Linked DNA regions of Homo sapiens: all the other regions are linked to region 6. The links are chromatin contacts, found by Hi-C or POLR2A ChIA-PET in ENCODE. All regions are on one chromosome and are shown on one strand. The core of a region is the stretch at or near the end of the contact, and the rest is flanking DNA. Distances in the headings are between cores, read along the strand shown.

What was found. A loop is a pair of places that touch in the nucleus more often than their neighbours do. ChIA-PET counts read pairs that join two places held with the same protein, here RNA polymerase II (POLR2A). Pooled maps may share reads with other maps.
Region 1: a loop to region 6 is called in a map of CD8-positive, alpha-beta T cell, with 32 times the contacts of the local background. The contact joins the promoter of TMEM248 here to the promoter of LINC03011 in region 6. A Hi-C loop is called at or near these places in 6 of 168 maps with a recorded cell type or tissue (CD4-positive, alpha-beta T cell, CD4-positive, alpha-beta memory T cell, CD8-positive, alpha-beta T cell and 1 more), 4 of 37 single-sample maps with no recorded cell type and 20 of 50 pooled maps. POLR2A ChIA-PET finds 5 or more read pairs at or near these places in 7 of 52 experiments (CD4-positive, alpha-beta T cell, CD4-positive, alpha-beta memory T cell, GM12878 and 4 more).
Region 2: a map of B cell shows a loop between it and region 6 (37-fold over the local background). The contact joins the promoter of GUSB here to the promoter of LINC03011 in region 6. A Hi-C loop is called at or near these places in 10 of 168 maps with a recorded cell type or tissue (B cell, CD14-positive monocyte, CD4-positive, alpha-beta T cell and 6 more), 10 of 37 single-sample maps with no recorded cell type and 21 of 50 pooled maps. POLR2A ChIA-PET finds 5 or more read pairs at or near these places in 7 of 52 experiments (CD4-positive, alpha-beta T cell, GM12878, MCF 10A and 4 more).
Region 3: a pooled map shows a loop between it and region 6 (5-fold over the local background). The contact joins the enhancer-like site here to the promoter of LINC03011 in region 6. A Hi-C loop is called at or near these places in 5 of 50 pooled maps. POLR2A ChIA-PET finds 5 or more read pairs at or near these places in 2 of 52 experiments (Caco-2 and WTC11).
Region 4: a map of endothelial cell of umbilical vein shows a loop between it and region 6 (14-fold over the local background). The contact joins the promoter of ASL here to the promoter of LINC03011 in region 6. A Hi-C loop is called at or near these places in 3 of 168 maps with a recorded cell type or tissue (endothelial cell of umbilical vein, naive thymus-derived CD4-positive, alpha-beta T cell and natural killer cell), 12 of 37 single-sample maps with no recorded cell type and 20 of 50 pooled maps. POLR2A ChIA-PET finds 5 or more read pairs at or near these places in 13 of 52 experiments (A549, AG04450, BJ and 9 more).
Region 5: a loop to region 6 is called in a pooled map, with 4 times the contacts of the local background. The contact joins the enhancer-like site here to the promoter of LINC03011 in region 6. A Hi-C loop is called at or near these places in 4 of 50 pooled maps. POLR2A ChIA-PET finds 5 or more read pairs at or near these places in 3 of 52 experiments (OCI-LY7, PC-9 and activated naive CD8-positive, alpha-beta T cell).
Region 7: a loop to region 6 is called in a map of natural killer cell, with 20 times the contacts of the local background. The contact joins the promoter of TYW1 here to the promoter of LINC03011 in region 6. A Hi-C loop is called at or near these places in 10 of 168 maps with a recorded cell type or tissue (B cell, CD4-positive, alpha-beta T cell, CD4-positive, alpha-beta memory T cell and 6 more), 14 of 37 single-sample maps with no recorded cell type and 27 of 50 pooled maps. POLR2A ChIA-PET finds 5 or more read pairs at or near these places in 15 of 52 experiments (CD4-positive, alpha-beta T cell, CD4-positive, alpha-beta memory T cell, CD8-positive, alpha-beta T cell and 10 more).

The regions. Positions count from the first base shown.
Region 1 is chr7:66,919,763-66,922,985 of GRCh38, reverse strand. It overlaps TMEM248 (transmembrane protein 248), which reads right to left and starts at 1,761. Exons shown (of 7, transcript NM_017994.5): 1 at 1,525-1,761. RefSeq lists a silencer at 1,470-1,719.
Region 2 is chr7:65,980,929-65,984,007 of GRCh38, reverse strand. It overlaps GUSB (glucuronidase beta), which reads left to right and starts at 1,795. Exons shown (of 12, transcript NM_000181.4): 1 at 1,795-2,034. The coding sequence starts at 1,825. RefSeq lists an enhancer at 1,620-1,749.
Region 3 is chr7:66,858,316-66,861,710 of GRCh38, reverse strand. It overlaps the pseudogene GTF2IP23. Among named protein-coding and RNA genes, the nearest start is that of LINC02604, 44 kb to the left of the region's middle. RefSeq lists an enhancer at 1,667-1,726. Within about 2 kb of position 1,515, at least 4 of the 41 ENCODE cell types and tissues checked have a DNase peak (open chromatin) inside an H3K27ac peak, as active enhancers do.
Region 4 is chr7:66,074,164-66,077,467 of GRCh38, reverse strand. ASL (argininosuccinate lyase) reads right to left here and starts at 1,649. Exons shown (of 17, transcript NM_000048.4): 1 at 1,612-1,649; 2 at 1,375-1,429. The coding sequence starts at 1,386. RefSeq lists an enhancer at 1,099-1,378 and a silencer at 1,479-2,008.
Region 5 is chr7:66,098,685-66,102,002 of GRCh38, reverse strand. No RefSeq gene overlaps it. Among named protein-coding and RNA genes, the nearest start is that of CRCP, 15 kb to the left of the region's middle. RefSeq lists an enhancer at 1,237-1,798. Within about 2 kb of position 1,887, at least 38 of the 41 ENCODE cell types and tissues checked have a DNase peak (open chromatin) inside an H3K27ac peak, as active enhancers do; they include OCI-LY7 and PC-9, where a contact is called at or near this core.
Region 6 is chr7:66,492,164-66,495,414 of GRCh38, reverse strand. LINC03011 (long intergenic non-protein coding RNA 3011) reads right to left here and starts at 1,783. Exons shown (of 2, transcript NR_134573.1): 1 at 1,678-1,783; 2 at 1-160. RefSeq lists an enhancer at 1,885-2,094.
Region 7 is chr7:66,995,111-66,998,495 of GRCh38, reverse strand. It overlaps TYW1 (tRNA-yW synthesizing protein 1 homolog), which reads right to left and starts at 1,663. Exons shown (of 16, transcript NM_018264.4): 1 at 1,514-1,663; 2 at 301-431. The coding sequence starts at 1,517. It overlaps SBDS (SBDS ribosome maturation factor), which reads left to right and starts at 2,910. Exons shown (of 5, transcript NM_016038.4): 1 at 2,910-3,206. The coding sequence starts at 3,079. RefSeq lists a silencer at 1,793-1,912.

The sequences.
Region 1 (3,223 bases), core at 512-3,011, 430 kb before region 6:
GCCTATAATTCCAGAACTTTGGGAGGCCGAGGAGGATGGATCACCTGAGGTCAGGAGTTCAAGACCAGCCTGGCCAACATGGTGAAACCTTGTCTCTACTAAAAATACAAAAATTAGCTGGGCATGGTGGCGGGCACCTGTAATCCCAGCTACTAGGGAGGCTGAGGCAGGAGGATTGCTTGGACCTGGGAGGCAGAGGTTGCAGTGAGCAGAGATCGCACCACTGCACTCCAGCCTGGGCGACAAGAGTGAGACTCTGTCTCAAAAACATATATATATATAATCTACCTTTCCTCCTTGCCACAGATGCAGCTAGAGCCTAAACGGAGAAGGTGCCAGTTAACTAGCCTTTGGTGATTTTAGCATTGAGACTCCGGTGCTAGCAGTGATTCCAGTCCACCTGATTCAGGCCACAGGAATTCTCCCAGAATCTTCACTACAAGTTGAAACTCCAAATCCTTAATCCTAGAGAGTAAATGCACTTAGGGTCAATGCACACCTAAGTATACCTTAGGTGCGCGACAGGTCTATTTCCTGTCAGAATCCCTAGATGAAAAGAGGAAGTAGATGGACACCCTTATCGGTCAAGCGCTGATGGAACACTCATCTACAAATGAGATACACATGCTGAGACCCTAAGCTGACCCAAGCTGATGGTGCTATCGAGACAAACCACTTTATCACATATTCATCAGCAGTCTCGGAGTTTTTCTTCCCATTCCCTCCCGTAGCGGCTCACCTTTGAGGCAGGAAAGAAGCAGTTCAGGCGGAAGCCACAATCTTTACAAAGCAGGCTTCAGAGAAGCTCACCATTCATCAGCCAGTGAGGGCTGTCACCTGCTAGTTGAGAACTAAACTCAGACATCAGATTCTTCCACAAAGGCCTCCTCACCAGCTGTCCGATGGGTACGGCGTTCAAACGACTCAAAACAGCACAACAAGCCTGGTTTTATTTCTGATGGTCCCCATCAAGGGAACTGAAACTACATGCCTCTAGATTACCTTGCGATCACTCCTCATTTTATTAAAAACATGAAGAAAGAATCCACCCCATTCCGGATATTTACCAAGCTTGACACAGGGAACACCACTATGCCATTTAACTTTGTGGACGTACGTGAGTCTCTCCCTCCCACCTTTCTGAGATGTGTTTCACTGCCAAACGGAGAAGAAACGCAAACACTCCCCAAAGCCGAAAAATGGCAAACGACCAAGATGTTTCCCGTGCCAAATCCGAATTATCCAGGCCTCGGCTCCAGACGTGGGAAGTCCCGCCATCTCCAAGGCCGGCAGGGAACCCTGGCTCGGGGGACGCGAGTGGGCAAACCCCAGTGTGGGGGGACCAGGCCGAGGTCGGCCGATGCTGGGCGACCCCCGCCAGCAGTTGGGGCGGGGTCTGCACCCTGAGAAGCGGTGAAAAAAGCCGGCGGAGGAGCCGCTCCCGACCAGCACGCTCCCCGCTCCCGGCCCCGCGGGCAGCCCCGACTGGGCCCGACCCCAGCCCGCCCTCCAGCCCCGGCTCACCCCGCCCCGGCGGGCAGCTGCGCGCCCCGGGCCCAGCCGGGCCAGCTGCTCGGCGGACGCCCGCGGTCGCGCTGGGCTCACTCGTGGCGGCGCGTGGCGGGCCCGAGGCCGCTAGGCACCATCTTCTCCCCGCGCCGGGGGCAGCGTCTGGCTCCGCGGGGCCGACGCGAAGACCAGACGCCAACCGGGCTCCCGCCGCCGCCTCAGTTCGGGCTCCGGCAACCGCGGTTTCCGGGTGAAAAAAAAAAAAAAAACCACGCCACCTCCAACGCCGCCGTGACCTCCGACCCCGGGCGTCCGACGGTGGCGCGGCCGGGACAAGCTTCGTCAGAGGCAGGCGGCGGAGACCACGCTTCCGGGACGGGTAGCGTGCATGCGGACGTGCGTGGAGTGCGTGATGGACGTTTATGGGTCTGTGTGCCGGTCTGGTGTTGTGCGTGTGCGTGTGTGCGTAGTGCGTGTATGTGGCTTGTAGTGTGCATCGTGTACAACGGTGTGTGCAGTGAGTGCATGTATGTGCATCTGTGTGCGCGTGTGTGGTGTGTGATGGTATGGGTGTGTGCATGCGTAGATGTGTAGGGAGTGCGCACACGTGTGCATGCTCATGTGTGTGCTATGCGTGTGTCTGTTGATGTGCTTGTATATTAATCACTGCTGATAAACATGTAATTTTGGACCAGGCGCGGTGGCTCAGGCCTGTAATCTCAGCACTTTGGGAGGCCAAGGCAGGAGGATCGCTTGAGTCCTGGAGTTCCAGACCAGCCTGGGTAACATAGGGAGTCTCTGACTCTATTTATAAATAAAATAAAATGAAAATGAAAATTTTTAAAGTATAATTTTGTACAATCACTTTGCAAAGTAATTTGGCATTATGCAGTACACTTAAAGATATACACATCCTCTCTTGAGAATATATTACCCTGGAGAAACAGTTGCACCTATGCACAAGTAGACAAAATAATGCTCATAGCAACACCAATGTTTTTAGCAGCAGTATGACTCACTAAAAATTGGGGAGAAAAAGCAGATGTCCATACAGTCAAATGTAAAAACCAACTTTGATATATTCATGGTTTGGTTTGTTTTTGTAGAGACAGGGTCTCCCTATGTTACTCAAGCTGGTCTCGAACTACTGGACCCAAGTGATCCTCCCACCTCGGGAGGATCTGGGATTACAGGTGTGAGCTGCCACGCCTGGCCCATCTTCGTGTTTAATCGGGTACAAAAGACCAGTGAAAATTATTTAATACAGCTCACACAATTATGGTAGTCAATTGCAGACTATATTGGCAGGGACCAAATCACAAAATGGTACACTGCTACATATTTCCATTATGTAAAATTCAAAACAGGCAAGTTCATAACATATTGTTTAGAGATGCATACATAATTGTTTGAACTGACATGAAGCATGAGAAAAAGATGTATAAACTTCATGTTAAGTGTTAGGGGAATGGGATGGGGGAGGAGTACAGGGTGCTTTAAAGGTAATAAAGTTTTGTTGTTCTTGCTTTTGAGACAAGGTCTTGCTCTGTCACCCAAGCTGGAGTGCAGTCGCATGATCATGGCTCACTGCAGACTCGGCCTCCCAAGCTGAAGTGATCCTCCTGTCTCAGCCTCCTGAGTAGCTGGGACCACAGATGTGCACCATCGTGCCCAGCTAATTTTCATATTTTTCACAGAAATGGGGTTTCCCCCA
Region 2 (3,079 bases), core at 546-3,045, 510 kb after region 6:
AAAGTTTTTTAATATTTTTTTTTTTCCTGAAATGGCATCTCACTCTGTAGCCCAGGCTGGAGTGCGGTGGCGTGATCTCAGCTCACTGCAACCTCTGCCTCCTGGGTTAAAGCATTTCTCCTGCCTCAGCCTCCCAAATAGTAGGGATTACAGGTGCCTGCCACCACGCCTGGCTAATTTTTGTATTTTTAGTAGAGATGGGGTTTCTCCACGTTGGCCAGGTTGGTCTCAAACTCCTGATATCAAGTGATCCTCCCGCCTTGGCCTCCCAAAGTGCTGGAGTTTGGAGTTACAGGCCTGAACCTCTGTGCCTGGCCTGCTTTTTTTTTTAGACTGAGTCTTGCTCTCTCGCCAGGCTGTAGTGCTGTGGTGCGATCTCGGCTGACTGCAACCTCTGCCTCCCGCGTTCAATCGATTCTCCTGCCTCAGCCTCCCGAGTAGCTGGGACTACGGGCGCATGCCACCATGCCCAGCTAATTTTTTAGTAGAGATGGGGTTTCATCATATTGGCCAGGCTGGTCTCAAACCCCTGACCTCGTGATCCCCCCACCTCCGCCTCCCAAAGTGCTGGGATTACAGGTGTGAGCCACTACGCTCAGCACTGGCCTGCTTTTTAACAAGCTTTTACTACTGCTCTGCAGCTTACCTCCCTCTGGCTTTCTGCCTTATGCCCCTCAGTGCAATTCTTTCTTCTGAGGAGGCAAGAATTGAGGTTGTTGCTGATGTGTAGGGATTCACCACCCGGAACTCCACCAGTAACAGGTCGAGGATGCTAGTTGAAAATGTTATGTAAGCTGCATGCTTTTTACAAATGGTAGTGGTTCTCATGTCCAGCAATGGCCACTGCACCGTCCCTGTATGAAAGTCCCCTCCATAAATCTATGTCTCCTTTGCTGTCTCCAGATCTCCTCCTCTACCTCTCCCACACGGTGCCTTCCCTACTGGAGTAAACTGGGGTCCCGCAGGGCACCCTTTCCCTGCAATTTTTTTTTTTTTTTTGAGACAGAGTCTCGCTCTGTTGCCCAGGCTGGAGTGCAGTGGTGCGATCTCGGCTTACTGCAGCCTTTGCCTCCCGGGTTCAAGCGATTCTCCTACCTCAGCTTCCTGAGTAGCTGGGATTACAGGCACGCACCATCACGCCCCGCTAATTCTTTTTTTTTTTTTTGTATGTTTACAAAATAGGGACGGGGTTTCACTATCGTTGGCCAGGCTGGTCTCGAACTCCTGGCCTCAAGTGATCTGCCCCCCTCGGGTTCCCAAAGTGCACCTGGCCTCTCTCCCTGCATCTTTATGTGCCTGCAACACCAAGAGGGAGCTCTTGGCCCCTGGGTTAAGGTCAGGGCTCCAGAAGCCCAGGGTCAAGGCTATGGCCGCATCCCAAGGACGTGCATCCCTGCAAGAGGCTGCATCAGACAGGCATGGAAGAGGCGCCGCTGGGGCCTCCTTGAATTCCTGCTGGGAAAAGCAAGTGGAGGTGCTCCTTGAAGAAACAGGGGGATCCCACCGATCTCAGGGGTTCTGTTCTGGCCTGCGGCCCTGGATCGTCCAGCCTGGGTCGGGGTGGGGAGCAGACCTCGCCCTTATCGGCTGGGGCTGAGGGTGAGGGTCCCGTTTCCCCAAAGGCCTAGCCTGGGGTTCCAGCCACAAGCCCTACCGGGCAGCGCCCGGCCCCGCCCCTCCAGGCCTGGCACTCGTCCTCAACCAAGATGGCGCGGATGGCTTCAGGCGCATCACGACACCGGCGCGTCACGCGACCCGCCCTACGGGCACCTCCCGCGCTTTTCTTAGCGCCGCAGACGGTGGCCGAGCGGGGGACCGGGAAGCATGGCCCGGGGGTCGGCGGTTGCCTGGGCGGCGCTCGGGCCGTTGTTGTGGGGCTGCGCGCTGGGGCTGCAGGGCGGGATGCTGTACCCCCAGGAGAGCCCGTCGCGGGAGTGCAAGGAGCTGGACGGCCTCTGGAGCTTCCGCGCCGACTTCTCTGACAACCGACGCCGGGGCTTCGAGGAGCAGTGGTACCGGCGGCCGCTGTGGGAGGTGCGATCTCGGGGCAGGGCCGGGAGGCGCCCGAAAGCCCGGCGGTGGGAGTAGGGGAGCCCGGGCCCCCCGCAGACTTCTTCCCCTGGGCGTCTCCGAGCTGGGGCCCGCAGGAGGTTAAAGGTCAACGGGCTTGGGGGCGCCGGCTTGGGGGACGGGGGAACAGGAGCACCCTGGAGGGCCGGGGCGGATTAGGCAGGAGGAGAAAAGGCTCTTGCCGAGCCCTTTCCCGAGGTAAAGGCTGAGTCTGTGCAGTATCCTTCCTTTCAATATTTATTTTTAATTTTTAAAAATTTTTTTGAGACTGGGTTTGCACCTGTTTCCCAGGCTGGGGCGGAGTGGCGCCAGCCTAACTTCTGAGCTCAAGCGATTCTCCCGCCCCAGCCTTGCAATTTAGGGGGTGCCAACACGCCTGGCTAATTGAAAAAAAAAAAATTATCTGGGCTCGGTGGCTCACACCTGTAATCCCAGCACTTTGGGAGGTGGAGGCGGGCGAATCGCCTGAGGCCAGGAGTTTGAGACCAGGCTGGCCAACATAACAGGGTGAAACCTCATCTCTACTAAAAATATAAAAATTAGCCAAGTGTGGTGGTTCATGCCTGTAATCCCAGCTACTTGGGAGGCTGAGTCAGGAGAATTGCTTGAACCCGGGAGTAGAGGTTGCAGTGAGCTGAGATCAGGATGCCACTGCACTCCAACTTGGGCGACATAGTGAGACTACGTCTCCAAAAAAAAAAAAAAGGCAAAAAAACTTAAAAAAAAAAAAAAGATACAGGGTGTCACTATTTACCCAGGGTGGTCTCGAACTCCTGGCCTCAAGCCATCCTCCCACGTTGACCTCCCAAAGCGCTGATTACTGGCATGAGCCACCCACACACTCTGGCCACAGCGGCATGCACTGCACAGAGCTGGGCCCGGGGATCGGGAGAAGGTGACAGTTTAGATGTCCTGAGGTCAGCTCTGCCGAGGCAGGAAGTCCCTTGGTTTTCAAGGTTCACATAGAGGACAGGACATGACATCAGGCCCAGGACGCCACCCCTGTTCC
Region 3 (3,395 bases), core at 266-2,765, 370 kb before region 6:
TATATTGGACTGTCACATGCAATAAAAGAACTGAAGCAGCAAATGGTCTTGATTTGGGTTTCCTTCCACCCTACACGGCTCCAGCAAACAGAGGAGTGAGTATGCCTGCGGTGCTCCTGACACATCTAGGGTAGTTCCTATTCACAGTGGTCAACCTTTGGGATTTTCCACACATCGCAGGGTCATTGTCGATGCCCCTGGGTAAAGTGTAGTAGCCTCAACCTCCTGGGCTCAGGCAATCCTCCTACCTCAGCCTCCTAAGTAGCTGAGACTACAGGTACATGCCACCATACCTGGCTAATTGCTAAATTTTTTTGCAGAAATGGGGTCTCACTCTGTTGCCCAGGCTGGTCTCAAACTCCTGGCCTGAAGCCATCTTCCTGCCTCAGCCTCTCAAAGTGCTGGAATTCCAGGCATGAGCCATTGTGCCCGGTCAAGTTTAGCTGATTCTTTTACCATGCTCAATTTCCAAAAAACACAGGAGGGCAGAGGTGGGGCCTCTCATGCAGATCCTCCTTCTCAGGCGTCATCTCCTAGTGACATCCTCCTTCTCAGGTGTCATGAATCTTAGTAACATTATGGTGGCATCGCTAATGATAAACAATTTTCACCACCTGATCTATTTTATTACATCACTTGGAAACATAATGACTTAAAGAGTGGGAAAGATTATTTAGTTTATGGATCACTGGCTGATTTACAGTCAGATATAAGGAGAGATAAAATATCACAAAAAATGCTGATGAGAAGAAACTTAACATTTTGACTTTGTTCAATACATTAAGTTCTTAGAGACGTAAAATAGGATAAGTAGTTCAAAAACTAAGTACACAAATTCTGCAAATAACATACAATTAGTGACCTAAGTTTGTAGTTGCCAACTGAGTAGCACCTAGAAGCTGGTCTCTGAAGACTCAGTGAGTGCCATGCACCCCGCTTCAAATCCATAGGGAGGGCAGGACTCCTAACCCAGGAGACTTGGCTTCTGTGCACTAAAACTCAAAGGGTCTGTTTCAGGAGAAGATGAGGGCCCCAGGGTCATGGGAACATGGATCCCCACTGCAGCCTTCCTTGCTCAGGACAGCTTGCGGCCCTTCCAGATGTGGTGCCTGCAGTCCCTCCTGCGCCCTTAAGTGTCACAATGCATGCTACATGGCCAAAAGCCACAGACATTTCTGCCAGCTTAGAGAACAGTTTATTGCCATGGATTCACTCTGTGAGTATTTGTTGAGCACCTGCTTGAGAAGTAAACAGGACAGGCATGATCTGCGCTGTCAGCACTACTGTACTACAGTGGGAGGAAAAAGTCAGCCAGCAGGGCTTTGTGAAAAATGAAAGGAGGATGAGTCAGTGAGCCTCACAGCTGAGGTGAGACGGTGCTCAGTGAAGACCTCTCCAACATGGTGACATTTAAACTGTGACACAAATAGAAATGAGAGGCACAGAAAGCCCTCAAGTAAGAGCATTCCACAAACACCAGGCCTCAGCCCGACAGCGCCAGGAGGCTGTGACCTGAGAGGAAGAAAGGCACACAAATGACCATGGTGGCTGGCACAGAGCAAGTGATCCACAGAGGGGATGCAGGAAAGCAGAGAAATGGCAGGAAGCAGCTCCCCCACGCCCCTGCAGAACCCATCAGGGGCTGTGAGGTTTACTCCAAGTATAGTGAAAGCCACTACAGATGACAGTCCAGAGAATGACAGGCTCCACCTCCTACTTTCAATGAACTGACCTGGCTGCGCTGTGGCATGACTCCCACTGAGAGCTGGAGGGCAGTGAAGGAGGATGGGGTAGGATCTGAGCTTTCTGTTCAGGGCGGAGTCAGGAGGCCTTGCTAGGCTGGATGTGGGAAGGCAGGAAATCACACCTCAGCGTAACTCCTGGGCATCTGGCTTGGGCAGCTGGTAGACCCTGAGAGGAGCTCCTGAAAAGGGGAATGGAGACTCTGCCTGGGACACATGAGGTCTGAGGAGGAATCAAACAGGTAGGCAAATACAAAGGTCTAGTACGAGGGGCATCTTCAGGGCCAGAAATGAGAGTCTCAATGACACAGACAATATAATATTTTTAAGAAGTGGGCAGGGTGGGATTGTCTGTAAAGAAGACACAGTAAGAAAAAAGAAAGAGGGCTCAGGGTGAAGCTGCTGGCTGGCACTCCCCAGTGTAGAGAGGATAAGGGCAGGGGCCTCAAGAGACTGAAAATGAGACAGGGAGGAGCCAAGCAAGAGCCCACAAGGTTTGAAAATTTCCATAAAAATAGTTTTTAAAAGAGTATTGGGGAGCAGGTGACAACAACCTAGAATTCTGCTGAGAAGCAGAATAAAAGTGGGGCAGACAGTGACTTTGGGAGGCAAAAGATGTTGTAGGAAATATCAAAACTAAGTATTTGAGGTGTTGATGAAGTGTCTAAGGAGCAAGACAGAAAAGAGAGCTTCGCTGAGGCTTCATCTTCAAATGCAGTGGTGGCTGCTGTCAAAGCTCTCTCTGTTACCGCAGAGCGGCACCCAGGCACAAGTACAGCCCAATAAAAAGGATTCCCAACAGTCTCACTCTTCGTGCATAAAACCCTTGACTGTACAGAAAAATGTACTCAGTAAAAAGCATATGGGTTTCCATTACCTGACTCTCTCTCCTGTTATGACTAAAACTTTAATAATGAGTGCACATTAAAAACAGTAAGACGGCCGGGCATGGCAGCTCACGACTATAATCCCACCACTTCAGTGGGTCGAGGCAGGTGGATCACCTGAGATCAGGAGTTCGAGACTAGCCTGACCAACGTGGTGAAACCCCATCTCTACTAAAAATACAAAAATTAGGCAGGCCTGGTGGCAGCTGCCTGTAATCCCAGCTACTTGGGAGGCTGAGCCAGGGAGAATTGCTCGAACCTGGGAGAAAGAGGTTGCAGTGAGCTGAGATGATGCCAGTGCACTCCAGTGTGGGTGACAGAGCAAGACTCCATCTCAAAAACAAACAAACAAACAAACAAAAAAACAGAAGGTGCCATTTGCTATGGGGAGACTAGGGATATGATCTTGCTGCAATCCTTCCATTTTAGTAAATCTAAAGAGTGTAATTCCATTCTGTTTTGTCCCCACTCCACTCCAGAGCCAAAACTAGTAAGAAAATCAATTCTATTTCTATTTCTTTCAAAACACATCTAACAATAAGAGATGATATGCACAGCTCCATACTATAAAAGAAAAACTTATGTCCTGGGTATCATAGACATTTGATGAATGTTTGTTCAGGTGACTGGTGTAGACTTCAATAATAACCCGTTCAATGCATTATGCCAGATAAAATCTTGCATCTCAAAAGTAGGACAAACATTGTTCTTTTAGTTCTGTCTACCCATAAATGCAATATTTACATGTATTTATAATGGGTTAATA
Region 4 (3,304 bases), core at 400-2,899, 420 kb after region 6:
TGTGAGCCACCATGCCTGCCAGGTTTTTTTATTTTTATTTTTTTGAAACTGGATCTCACTCTGTTGCCTGGGCTGGAGTGCAGTGGTGAGATCATGCTCACTGCAGTCTCAAACTCCTGGGCTCAAGCAATCCTCATGCCTCCGCCTCCTGTGAGACTACAGGTGTACGCCACCACACCTGGGTAATTTTCAAAATCTTTTTGTAGAGACAGGGTCTCATTACATTGCCCTGGCTGGTCTGGAATTCCTGGGCTTCAGCAGTCCTCCCGCCTCGGCCTCCCAAAGTAGAAATATCAGTATTGTTGTGGTTAGCCACCATTTATTGAGCACCTACTGTTGCTCAGCCCTGTGCTAGGGATTTCACATATGTTATTACGGCCTTTTATGAGGTGGGCAATATTACCCCTATTTCACAAATGAGGAAAGAGGTTTAAAGGGCTCAAGTGACTGGTACAGAAACCAAGTCTGTTTGGCTCCAAAGTCCAGGCCCTACCCCCCTGCCATGACCCAGAAGCTTGCAGGGCACTGAGCTTGCAGGGCATTGAGAAAGAGGAAGTGAATTGCTAGCTAATGAAGGCCAAAAGGGCCTGGAACCCAGACCTCCTGCTTCCCGGAGTTCCCTTCATCAAGCATCAGGCGAACAGCCCCTCTCACCTGAAGGGTCCAAAGCAATGGCCTCATAATCTAGTGCCTTACAGAGTGAGGCCGACAGCTATTATTACCCCCATTGCCAGATAAATCAACTATGGCCCAAGGAAGGAAAACCTCTGCCTGGGAATCCAGCATCTCAGTGGTCAGGAGGAGAGGCCAGGAGCCACTGACCCTAAGAGGCAGGGTCCAGTGAGACAGGAAGGGACCAGGCACCAGGGTTGCTGGAGCCACGAGGCGACGTCCCCTTTTTCCTGGCTCTTTCCACATGCCACAGTCAAGGACAAGAACACTTAGGGGCTGAGCTTTATTCTATAAACAGGGACAATTGCTCTAGCAGGAGAAGGGATGTGGTGTGGGGTGGGACCTGACAGGAGGACACGTGGTAAGAAGGAAGGAAGAGTTGGAAGGCTGAAGGCTTGGGAGCCACTTTTCCTGGCCAGGCAGGCATCACTGTGAGGTGAGGGCAGAGCCACTCTACCCCTAGTAGTGTGGGTTGGTGGGTTTGCCACAAGGGCTGCCTGCGGATACTGGTGAGTCCTGGTAAAGGTGACTGCTGGGCTCCAGATGATGCGCCCGGGAGGGCTGGGGGTGCAGGCTTCCTAGGTAATTTTCAAAATTGCTTCCTGGAGGGCGATTCCCAGCAGGGTGGCCCGAGGCAGGTCTGGCGCCCCCACTCTCTCCTTTGGAGGCTAGGAGGACCGGAGTCCCCGAGGTCCCACTCACCTCCGAGGCCATGTTGGGCGGTTCCTCGTCGTCCGGAAGCTTCGGTCCTCCGGGTCTGGAAGACAAGACCGGACTGACGACCTCCTTGGCCAGCAGGGTCCCCCGGGCCGGGCTGGCTCCGAGTTCTGGGCACTGCGCTTGAGGGAGCGCAGCCCTTGGGGACGCGGACGTGAGCGCGCGCCACGGTGCTCGGCGTCCTCCACGCCCGTCCCGCCCATCCGGCCGCCGCGCACTCACCTCCGCCTGGCCGCACGGATAGTGTCGCGCCCGCCACTGGCCAGGGCTTTTCTGGCCGGGATGGCGTCAGCAGCCGCCGGTCCTGTCCCCACCCCTGGCGACGGCCGCGCCAATAGGAGGCCGCCCGGCGGGGTGGGCGTTGCCTCCATCCTCCAATCCTGGCCGTGGGCGGGGATACCTCCCGCTGAGCTGGAGGCTAAGCGGCCCCGGGGCGGGGAAGCGGGCGGGGAAAGGGTTGGGGGGACCCCGACGGGGAAGGGGCCTGGGCTGGGGTTGAGGAGGGTAGTGCGCTGGCGTTCGTGCTGTGGTCAGCAGACACGCAGGGGACTGGAGACTCGGGCCAGGGGTAGAGGCTATGACATCAGGCCCGGGCCTGGCAGGTTCACAAGATATATAAGGTGAAATGGCATGTTCGCTCATTCACTCATTCATTCATTCATTCAACAAACACGTACCAGGCACCTCTATGTGCCAGGTACAGAGAAAGGCATCAAGGAAAAAGGAAGGACCATCAGAAATGAAGCCTGTGCCAGGCGCGGTGGCTCACAGCTGTAATCCCAGCACTTTGGGAGGCCGAGGTGGGAGGATCGCTTGAGGCTACGAGTTGGAGACCAGCCTGGGCAATACAACAAGATCCCGTCTCTACAAAAAAATTAATAATAATAAAAAAAAAGCCGGGCGTGGTGGTGCACGCCTGCAGTCCTAGCTACTCAGGAGGCTGAGGCGGGAGGAGCACTTGAGCCCAGGAGTTCGAAGCTGCAGTGAGCTATTGTGCCACGGCACTCCAGCCTGACTCCTCTAAAAAAGAAAAGAAACGCGGCCGGAGGCCGGGCGCGGTGGCTCACGCCTGTAATCCCAGCACTTTGGAAGGCCGAGGCGGGTGGATCACGAGGTCAGGAGTTTGAGACCAGCCTGGCCAAGGTGGTGAAACCCCGTCTCTACTAAGAATACAAAAATTAGCCGGGCACGGTGGCGGGTGCCTGCAATCCCAGCGACTCCGGAGGCTGAGGCAGGAGAATCTCTTGAACCCGGGAGGCGGAGATTGCAGTGAGCTGAGATGGTGCCATTGCACTCCAGCCTGGGTGACAGAGCAAGATTCTGTCTCAAAAAAAAAAAAAAAAAAAAAAAGAAAGAAAGAAAGAAAGAAAGAAAAGAAAAGAAAAAAGAAACGCAGCCGGGCACAGTGGCTTACGCCTTTAATCCCAGCACTTTGAGAGGCTGAGGCGGGCGGATCACCTGAGGTCAGGAATTCGAGATGAGCCTGGCTGACATGGTGAAACCTTGTCTCTATTAGCCGGGTGTGGTGGTGGGTGCCTGTAGTCCCAGCTACTCCGACAGCTGAGGCAGGAGAATCACTTGAACCAGGGAGGTGGAGGCTGCAGTGAGCTGAGACGGCACCACTGCACTGCAGCCTGGGCGACAGTGAGACTCTTGTCTCGAAAAAAAAAAAAAAAAAAGAAAGAAAGAAAGAAAAAGAAAAAGAGAAGAGAAAACAAAGAAAGAAACGAAACAAAAGAAATGAAGCCTGACTTCAAGAAGTTCCAACATAGCATGGAGGAGGTGTGCAGGGAGCACAGGCGTTGGGGAGGGGGGCTATGTTGGGTACTCAGGGAAGAGGTCCTTGATCTGATTAATTAATTATTCAACCAAAATGTCAGGCTGGATTCTAGGCACTGGAAGTACCCTGAAGGGG
Region 5 (3,318 bases), core at 638-3,137, 390 kb after region 6:
CGTGATCCGCCCGCCTTGGCCTCCCAAAGTACTGGGATTAGAGGCATGAGCCACCGAGCCCAGGCTTAATACACCATTTTATAAGTTTTTTCTTAGGTAGGGTCTCACTCTGTCAGCTATGCTGGAGTACAGTGACATGATGAGAACTCTCAATGAAGCCTCAAACTCTGGGGCTCAACAGATCCTCCTGCCTCACCCTCCAGAGTAGCTGGGACTACAGGCATGCACCAACATGCCCTTCTAATTTTTGAATTTTTAGTAGAAATGGGGTTTCACCATGTTTGGCCAGGCTGGTCTCGAACTCCTGATCTCAGGCTACCCACCCACCTTGGCCTCCCAGAGTGCTGGGATGACAGGTGTGAGCCACTGTGCCTGGCCTCATTTTTTTTTTTTTACTTCACTTTATTGTGCTTCAGAGATATTGCATTCCTTAACATTTTTTAAATTTAAAAATATAAATAGGCCGGGCGCAGTGGCTCAAGCCTGTAATCCCAGCACTTTGGGAGACTGAGGTGGGCGGATCACAAGGTCAGGAGATCGAGACCATCCTGGCTAACACGGTGAAACCCCATATATACTAAAAATACAAAAAAATTAGCCGGGCGTGGTGGCGGGCACCTGTAGTCCCAGCTACTCGGGAGGCTGAGGCAGGAGAATGGCGTGAACCCAGGAGGCGGAGCTTGCAGTGAGCTGAGATTGTGCCACTGCACTCCAGCCTGAGCGACAGAACAAGACTCTGTCTCAAAAAAAAAAGATAATAATAATAATATTTAAAACAATTTAGATGGGGGGGGGTCTCGCTATGTTGACCAGGCTGGTTTCGAACTCCTGGCATCAAGCAATCCTCCCATCTCAGCCTCCCAAAGTGCTGGAGTTACAGGCGTGAGTCACCATGCGTGGCCCATTTTTTAACATACTAGAGGATTGTGGCAACCCTGTGTTGAGGTAGCGTATTGGTGCCGTTTTTCCAACAGCATGTGTTCATTCGCTGTCTTTGTGTCACATTTCGGTAATTCTTATTGTATTTCAAACTTTATTACTATTTTTTTGAGACAGAGTCTTACTCCATTGCCCAGGCTCAAGTGCAGTGGTTTGACCATAGCTCACTGCAGCCTTGACCGCCTGGGCTCAAGTGATCCTCTTGCCTCAGCCTTCTGAGTAGCTGGGATGACTGGTTTGTGCCACCATTCCTGGCTAATTTTTAATTTTTTTTTAAATTTTTATTTTTGTAAAAACAGGGTCTCACTATGTTGGTCAGGCTGGTCTCAAACGCCTGGGTTTCTAGCAATCTTCCCGCCTCAGCCTCCCAAATAGATGGATTACAGGCGTGAGCCACTGCACCTGGCTCTTTTTTTTTTTTTTGAGATGGAGTCTCACTCTGTCGCCCAGGCTGGAGTGCAGTAGCCCGATCTCAGCTAACTGCAACCTCCGCCTCCCAGGTTCAAGCGTTTCTTCTGCCTCAGCCTCTGGAGTAGCTGGGAGTATGGGTATGAGCCACCAAGCCCGCTTGGCTGTTTCTTTTTCTTCCTCCCTCTTTCCTCCTCCTCATTCTTTTTCCTCCTCCTTCCTTCCTCCTTACTGCTGCCCCCCAAATTGCTGGGATTACAGGCATGAGCCACCGTGCCTGGCAGTTTCCGTCTCTTCCTTCTCCTCCTCCCCCCTCCCCTCCCCTCCTCCTTTACAGGCCTGAGCCACCAATCCATGTAGTTTCCTTCTCCTCCTCCTCCTTTACAGGCATGAGCCACTGCGCTTGGCTGTTTTTTCCTCCTCCTCCTCCTCCTCCTCCTCCTTTACAGGCGTAAGCCACCTCGCCTGGCTGTTTCCTCCTCCTCCTCCTTTACAGGCTGCGCCACCACACCTGGCTGTTTCTCCCTCTTCCTCCTCCTCCTCGTCCTTTACAGTCGTGAGCCACCTCGCCTGGCTGTTTCCTCCTCCTCCTCCTCTTCCTTCTCCTCCTTTACCGGCATGAGCCACCCTTCCTGGCTGTTTCTTCTTCCTCCTGCTCCTCCTCCTCCTCCTTTACAGGCATGAGCCACTGTGCCTGGCTGTCTCCTCCTCCTCCTCTACAGGCGTGAGCCACTGCAACTGGCTGTTTCCTCCTCCTCCTTTGCAGGCTTGAGCCACTGTGCCTGGCTGTTTCTTCCTCCTCTTTCTCCTTTACAGGCGTGAGCCACCACGCCTGGCTGTTTCCTCCTGCTCCTCCTCCTCTTCCTCTTCCTTTACAGGTGTGAGAGCCACCAGGCCTGGCTGTTTCTTCCTTCTCCTCCTCCTCCTCATTCTCCTCCTCCTTTACAGACCTGAGCCAGGGAGCCTGGCTGTTTCTTCCTCCTACTCCTCCTCTACAGGTGTAAGCCACCAAGCCTCGCCGTTTCCTTCTCCTCCTCCCTCTCCTCCTTCTCCCCCTCCTCCTCTTCTCCCCCTCCCTCCTCCCCCTCCTTTCCTCCTCCTCCCTTCTTCCTTTCCTCCTCTTCCACCTCCTTCTCCACCTCCTCCTCCTCCACCTCCTTCTCCTCCTCCTCCACCTCCTTCTCCTCCTCCTCTCCTCCTCCTCCCCTCCTCCTCCTCTCCTCCTCCCCCTCTCCTCCTCTCCTCCTCCTCCCCTCCTTCTCCTCTCCTTCTCTCCTCCTCCTCCCCTCCTCCTCCTCCCCTCCTCCTCCCCTCCTCCTCCCCTCCTTCTACTCCCCTCCTCCTCCGCTCCTTCTCCTCCCCTCCTCCTCCTCCCCTCCTCCTCCTCTCCTCCTCCTCTCCTCCTCCTCTCCTCTCCGCCTCCTCTCCTCCTCTCCTCTCCGCCTCCTCTCCTCCACTCCTTCTACTCCCCTCCTCCTCCGCTCCTTCTCCTCCCCTCCTTCTCCTCCCCTCCTCCTCTCCTCTCCTCCTCCTCCCCTCCTCCTCCTCTCCTCCTCCTCTCCTCCTCCTCTCCTCTCCGCCTCCTCTCCTCCTCCTCCTCTCCTCCTCCTCTCCTCCTCTCCTCTCCTCCACTCCTCCTCCTCCACCTCCTCTTCTTTCTCCTCCTCCTCTTCTTCCTCCTCCTCCTCCATCTCCTGCTCCTCCACTGCTCCTGGCTGTTTCTTCCTCCTCCTCCTCCTCCTCTTCCTTCTCCTCCTCCTCCTCCTTTAACAGGCATGAGCCACCACACCTGGCTGTTTCCTCCTCCTCCTTTACAGGCTTGAGCCACTGTGCCTGGCTGTTTCTTCCTCCTCCTCTTCCTCCTTTACAGGCATGAGCCACGGCCTGGCTGTTTCCTCCCGTTCCTCCTCCTCCTCCTCCCCCCCCCACTCCTCCTTCTTTCTTATGTATGTATTTATTTATTTATTTACT
Region 6 (3,251 bases), core at 534-3,033:
GACACTACTTAATTAACAATCAATTAGTAAGGAAAAGATATTGAAGCAGTAAACTTAAGTGGCGGCGAAAAGTTCTGTTGACCAAACATGGATTCTCTCCTCCTAGAACCAAGTTACAGTTGGAGTTACAGAAAATACTTTGAACAGGTCCTTCGGCATCCTGTAGGAAATCAGACAAAAACACAGATCAGTTACTTTCTCTTTTTTCTTTTTTTGACACAGTGTCTCACTCTGTCGACCAGGCTGGAGTGCAGTGGCGAGATCACCGCTCACTGCAGCCTCCACCTCCTGGGCTCAAGCGATCCTCCCGCCTCAGCCCCGCAAGCAGAGGGGACTACAAGCCCGTGCCACCATGCCCAGCTAATTTTTTGTGTGTGTGTGTGATGGAGTCTCGCTCTGTGGCCCAGGCTGGAGTGCAGTGGAGCGATCTCCGCTCACTGCAAGCTCCGCCTCCCGGGTTCACACCACTCTCCTGCCTCAGCCTCCTGAGTAGCTGGGACTACAGGCGCCCACCACGACGCCCAGATAATTTTTTGTATTTTTGTAGAGACCGAATTTCACCATGTTGCCCAAGCTAGTCTGGAACGCCTGAGCTCAAGGGATCCGCCCACCTAGGCCTCCCAAAGTGCTGGGATTACGGGTGTGAGCCACTGGGCCGGCCCAATAACTTTCTTCAGTCTGAGCATGAGCACTGGAAGAAAAGCTCTCACTTGCATATATTTTTTTTTTAGAGACAGGGTCTCCCTCTGTCACCCAGGCTGAAGTGCAGTGGTGTAATCTCGGCTCACAGTAACCTCAACCTCCCGGGCTCCATCGCATATATATATATATATATACACACACATATATATAGTTTTTTATTTTTTAGACGGAGTCTTGGTCTGTCGCCCAGGCTAGAGTGCAGTGGCACGATCTCGGCTAACTGCAGCCTCTGCCTCCCGGGTTCAAGCAATTGTCTGCCTCTGCCTCAACCTCCCGAATAGCTGGTATTACATGTGCCCGCCACCACGCCCGGCTAATTTTTGCATTTTTAGTAGAGACGGGATTCACCATGCTGGCCAGGATGGTCTTGAATTCCCGACCTCGTGATCCACCTGTCTCGGCCTCCCAAAGTGCTGGGATTACAGGCGTGAGCCACCGCGCCCGGCCCGATCGCTTATATTTTTAAAAAGATGTTTTCTTGGTTTCCTAGCCCCTCGTACCCCCTACAAAGTTCCAAAGGCTTTGATGTTGTTGCAACGGCCATCAGAGGTCAAGCCGAGGGGTGCAGCTCCCTAATGCGGTGCAGCCTCAGACGGGGCCGATCCTGCCCAGGATGAGCGGCGCCAGGGGTGGGGGACGCTGCCGGCGTCCCCGGGACCTGGCTGGGGGAGGAGTTGGGGGGCGCACCTACACAGGCTCAGGTGACGCGAGTGTGCGGCAAGGGCTGTAGCCGGAGCTAGCGGACTTGTGGCCACTGAGGAGCTTCTGCCTGAACGTGCCCTCCAGGCGACAGCCGCTTGGTGCGCAGCGCCTGCTCGCTAAGCGTCAGGCCCTTGCTGCGCCCTACGCCGCAGGCTGGGAAGTAGCGCAGGCAGTAGTAGTACAGGCAGCGGTAAAGCTCCTCCTTGTAGCTTATTGGTGTCGGCGGCCTGGTCTGGGCCTGCGGACCCTAACCCACCGCCTGCTGACACTGACCGGCAGTCTGTGGCCATGCGTCTGCGCATGCGCTCTCCTGGAATACCCAGCCGCTGCGCCTCGAGTTCCGATTGGTTCTACAGAAGGGGCGGGCCTGTGAGATATCACAGGGGCGCGCCTCAGCTGACGTCACAGGCGCGGGCCTTCCGGCGTCGTAATAGCGCCGGCCTTCGGCGACGTCACAGTGGCGCTACAGTGCCTGGAGCTGCGCTGGTTTTTCCTCGGAGTGGAGCCTGGTAACCGCGACTTCCCCGCCATGTTCTGTGTGTTGCTGGCTGGAGAAGGGTGGTTGACAAACTCCGACCCAGCACAGTGTTTCTGTGGGTCAAAACTAGAAAACTATGTCCAGGCTCGGCCGAGGCGGAAGGATCCGTTCAGGCCAGGAGTTAAAGAGCTGCCTGGGCAACATGGCGCGACCCCATCTCTGTAGTCCCACCTCAGCTTCCCAGATACTTGAACCCCAAGGTTCAAGGCTGCAATGAGCTATGATCCCATCACAGCACTCCATCCTGCGAGACGGAGGTAAACCTTGTCTAAAAAAATAAACTATCCAAGTGTACAACAGGGAGGGACTGCTTAAAGAAAACATGATAATTGTATGTTCAAATACTTTTAACAAGTGCAAAATGTATAGGCTGAAATAAATAGGGCTGGCCGGGCACGTTGGCTCACGCCTGTAAATTCCAACATTTTGTGTGCTCGAGGCATTCCGATCAGTAGACATGGGTGAAACCCCATGTCTACTAAAAATATAAAAATTAGGCCAGGAACTTTGCATCGTTTTAGGGGGCTCGCATCTCCCTAAGGGCCCGGTAATTGAACCCCTTGGACCTGAGGGTGAGAAACCTTGGCTCAGTTCTTCCCAGGGTGATCAGCCCAGGGGTAAGCGAGGAGAGACCAGAAAACAGGACCCATGAGAAGGTCCCCCTCCTGGAGTTTGAGGCCCATTCCTTCTTGTCCCTGCGTCTCCTCTTTCCAGGACTCCTCCCTGCTCTGCCCCACTCCTGGGAGTGGGGTCATGGCCATGGGGGGCTGCTTTTGGGTACAGGCCCCAGCGGCAACCCTGGGCCCAAAGTGGGCAGGCTCACCTGGAGGGGATCAGAGTCACATGGCAAGACGCAAGGGGAAAAGCCGCGCTGGAACCGCACCTCTCTGCCCCCTGATGTCAGTGGGTGCACTCTTCCCTCACCTCACTCAGGCAGCGGCTTGAGTTCCATGGGAGCACTGTCCTGCTCCCTCTGCTGCCTCTTTTTAGTCTTGGGGCTACTATAACACTTTCCCTTCCCCAGCCCTGCCAACCTGGTGGGACATTGGGCTTCCCTCTTCCTGGGGACAGGCGGGTCCTGGGGACAAGCCTGTCCTGTATCATACCTGCAGCGAGACTCTTTTTTTCTCCAGGACCTGCGGAGCAGCCAGGCTTCATGAGTTAAATGCAGATCTGAACCATACCCAGTTGGGATTGGGGTACACACTCTACTCCTCTGAAAACTAGCTAGGGGTTCGAACTTGGTGAGAGGGAGAGTGGGACAGAGCCAGACCAGACAAGGACTGATCACCTGGAAAAACCTGCCATC
Region 7 (3,385 bases), core at 414-2,913, 500 kb before region 6:
AGAGGACTACTGACCCTTAAAGGTATAAAACAAATTTGTTTTTCATATAAAAGGTTCACTTTTCATTACAAAAATCTTCCTGTATCTTAAAAATGAGACACACCTATCAAAGAAAAAGTAAAGAACTTAATCCAAGATAACTTAGTCTCCAAAAACTTAGAGAAGAAATTTATTTTAGGCATTTCATTAAAATGTCTAAAGACCAAACACAAAAGTAATTAAAGGTTCCTTTTAGTATTTAAATCCTCTATAAAATCTGATGCCTAAATACTCCATTAAAAAAAAAATAACTCCACTTACCTGCGTCTTGATGACAATCTGGACACAAATCCAAAGGCTAATGCTAACAGCAAAGCCCAAATAAATGTAAAACCTGTTTATCCATAATGATATTAAAGGTGAGAAGAGGTCCCATGTATCCGCAGAAGGATCTAAATTTAAAATGACACACACAATTTCATTTAAAGCTACATATACAAAGATATCCATCCCAATTTTAAGAAGAAAATAAAACCAACCTTACATTCAACAACCCAGCTAAGAAATCTAATTTAAAAATCAACTGTTGGCCGGGCACGATGGCTCATGCCTGTAATTCCAGCACTTTGGGTGGCTGAGGCGGGCAGATCACCTGAGGTCAGGAGTTCGAGACCAGCCTGGCCAACATGGTGAAACCCCGCCTCTACTAAAAATACAAAAATTAGCCGGGCGTGGTGGCGCGCACCTGTAATCCCAGCTACTCGGGGGGCTGAGGCAGGAGAACTGTTTGAACCTGGGAGGGAGAAGTTGCAGTGAGCCAAGATTGCGCCACCGCACTCCAGCCTGGGCGACAGAGCAAGGCTCCATCTCGGGGGCGGGGGGGTGGGGAACAACTGTAATAAAAATAACACACTATGTAGTAACGTAATAAAATTATCACACTGTTAACACTAACTCAAAGAAAAAACAGAATATAAAATTGTATCTTCACTTCGAAATGAGCATTTAGAAGCAAGAGAAGGAACACAAAGTAAAAATACTTCATGTGAAATTAATTTTGTTTTGTTGTGCTTGCTCCATAAAAAAAGCTTAAGTAGTAAAAGCACTCTTTTTACTAACTGTACTTTCAAAGGCTCACGGTTAAACTTGTAAAAGATTCTCAAGTAACTGACCTTACACCTCATTTTTTTTTTTTTAAGAGAGATATGCAGGGACCTGGCTTCAAACGTTCAACCTGGGAGCAATTTCAAAAGTCGAGGCCTGAAATTTAGGCTTTACAGGTGCAAAAGTCCTAATACACGTAGGTAAAGTGGGAGGGGTAGTTTTCTGTCTAACCCCCTAGCCTCAAAAGGCAAAAGCCAGGTCAAAAGTAGGGATCAGTCCTCCTTGCTCTCAGCGGCGACTAGCCGGTGCTGTCAAGTGCAACAGTCTCCGAAGGAAAGGGACCGAGGACGCCACTCCGCCCGGAGAGGGTCTCAGTAAAACGTTTACCTCCCCTGCCGCCCCAGGGTCCTTGCCCGCCGAGTGCCCTTACCCATCCTCCTCAGAGCCGACAGGAGACTAGGATCTCGGACCTGGATAGCCCGATGATTCGCACTGGTACCGCGAGACGCACCGAGCTACCTCGCCGCGTTAGCGGCGTACCGAGTGCCTGCAGACCTGTGGGCAGCCATGACACTGCCAGGCCGGTCCTGATTGGTTCAGAGGACGAAGAGGTGGGCCCAGAGGAAAGCCCAGAGCTCCGGGAAAGGAAGCCAGTGCCCGGTGCGCTCTCGGCCCTGCTCCGATTGGCTCAGAGGGGAAAGGGGGCGTGCCCAGAAATAAGCACCTCCCAGAGTTCCAGGCGATGAAGGCGGAGCGCTTCCGCCTCCATTTGGATTGGCTCAGACTGGGAAAAGGCGGGCCCAGAGAGAAATGATTGGCATGGGAAAATTAAAAGAGGAAAGGAGCGGGGAGCGGGGGAAATGCTATGTGGGCCTGTTTGGATCTTAACTGAAATAAACCGACTGTAGAAAGGCATTATTTTTGGGAAACCCGAGGATGGACTCGCTATTAGATGATATTAAGGAATTGTAGTTAATCTCGTCGCGTGTATCTGTTAAGGGCTATAGGCTGAAGTATTTAATGCTGAAACCATATGATGGTTTCTTTAAAATACCCCCAACCGGCCGGGCGCTGTGACTCAAACCTGTAATCCCAGCACTTGGGAAGCCGAAGCGGGAGGATCGCTTGAGCCCAGGAGTTCGAGACCAGCCTGAGCAACATAGTGAGACCTCGTCTGTACAAAAAATTTTTTTTAATTATTTATTTAATTAAATTAGCTTGGCGTGGCCGCTCACACCTGTAGTCCCAGCTACTTGGGAAGCTAACGCTGGAAGATCGCTCGAACCCAGGAGGTCGAAGCTGCAGTGGGGCCATGACCCTGCCACTGCACTCCAGCCTGGGTGACAGAGTGAGACTGACTTAAAAAAAAAACTGTAAATAAAAAAGCAACAAAAAAATGAAAAAAGAATAAAACAAGGATGGCAAAATGTTGATAGCGGGGTGATGGGTACATAGAAGGTTCATTACACTTTTTTGTCTACATTTTATGTTAAAATATTTCTATTATAAAAGGGTGAGTAAATAAAAATATTTATTATAAAATAATTCTATTATAAAAAATATTTATATTATAAAGTGGGTCTGGCCCTTGAATTCCGCGGAACGAGGTGGTGCCAACGCTGTGTTTTAACCCGGTCACTAAACATCCGCGAGCATCCTGTCAGAGCTCTCAGCTCATTGGCGAAAGTAAATACGCCAAGGAAAAGCACCTCCCTTTTTGGGCGTGGAAAGATGGCGTAAAAAGCCACAATACGCAGGCGTCATCGCTCACTTTTCCCCTCCCGGCTTCTGCTCCACCTGACGCCTGCGCAGTAAGTAAGCCTGCCAGACACACTGTGACGGCTGCCTGAAGCTAGTGAGTCGCGGCGCCGCGCACTGGTGGTTGGGTCAGTGCCGCGCGCCGATCGGTCGTTACCGCGAGGCGCTGGTGGCCTTCAGGCTGGACGGCGCGGGTCAGCCCTGGTTCGCCGGCTTCTGGGTCTTTGAACAGCCGCGATGTCGATCTTCACCCCCACCAACCAGATCCGCCTAACCAATGTGGCCGTGGTACGGATGAAGCGTGCCGGGAAGCGCTTCGAAATCGCCTGCTACAAAAACAAGGTCGTCGGCTGGCGGAGCGGCGTGTGAGTAGCCCCCTCCCTCGGGCCTGGGCCTGGGCCTGAGCCGTCACCTCCGAGGCGGCCTGTCTCTGCCCAAGTCGAGTGAATGGGCCAGGCTGGGGTGTTGGCCGGGGAGGAAATGGAACATTCCTGCTGTGAGCATGAGACGTCGCTGTCCGAGCTTGGCGCCTAAGCCAAGGGTT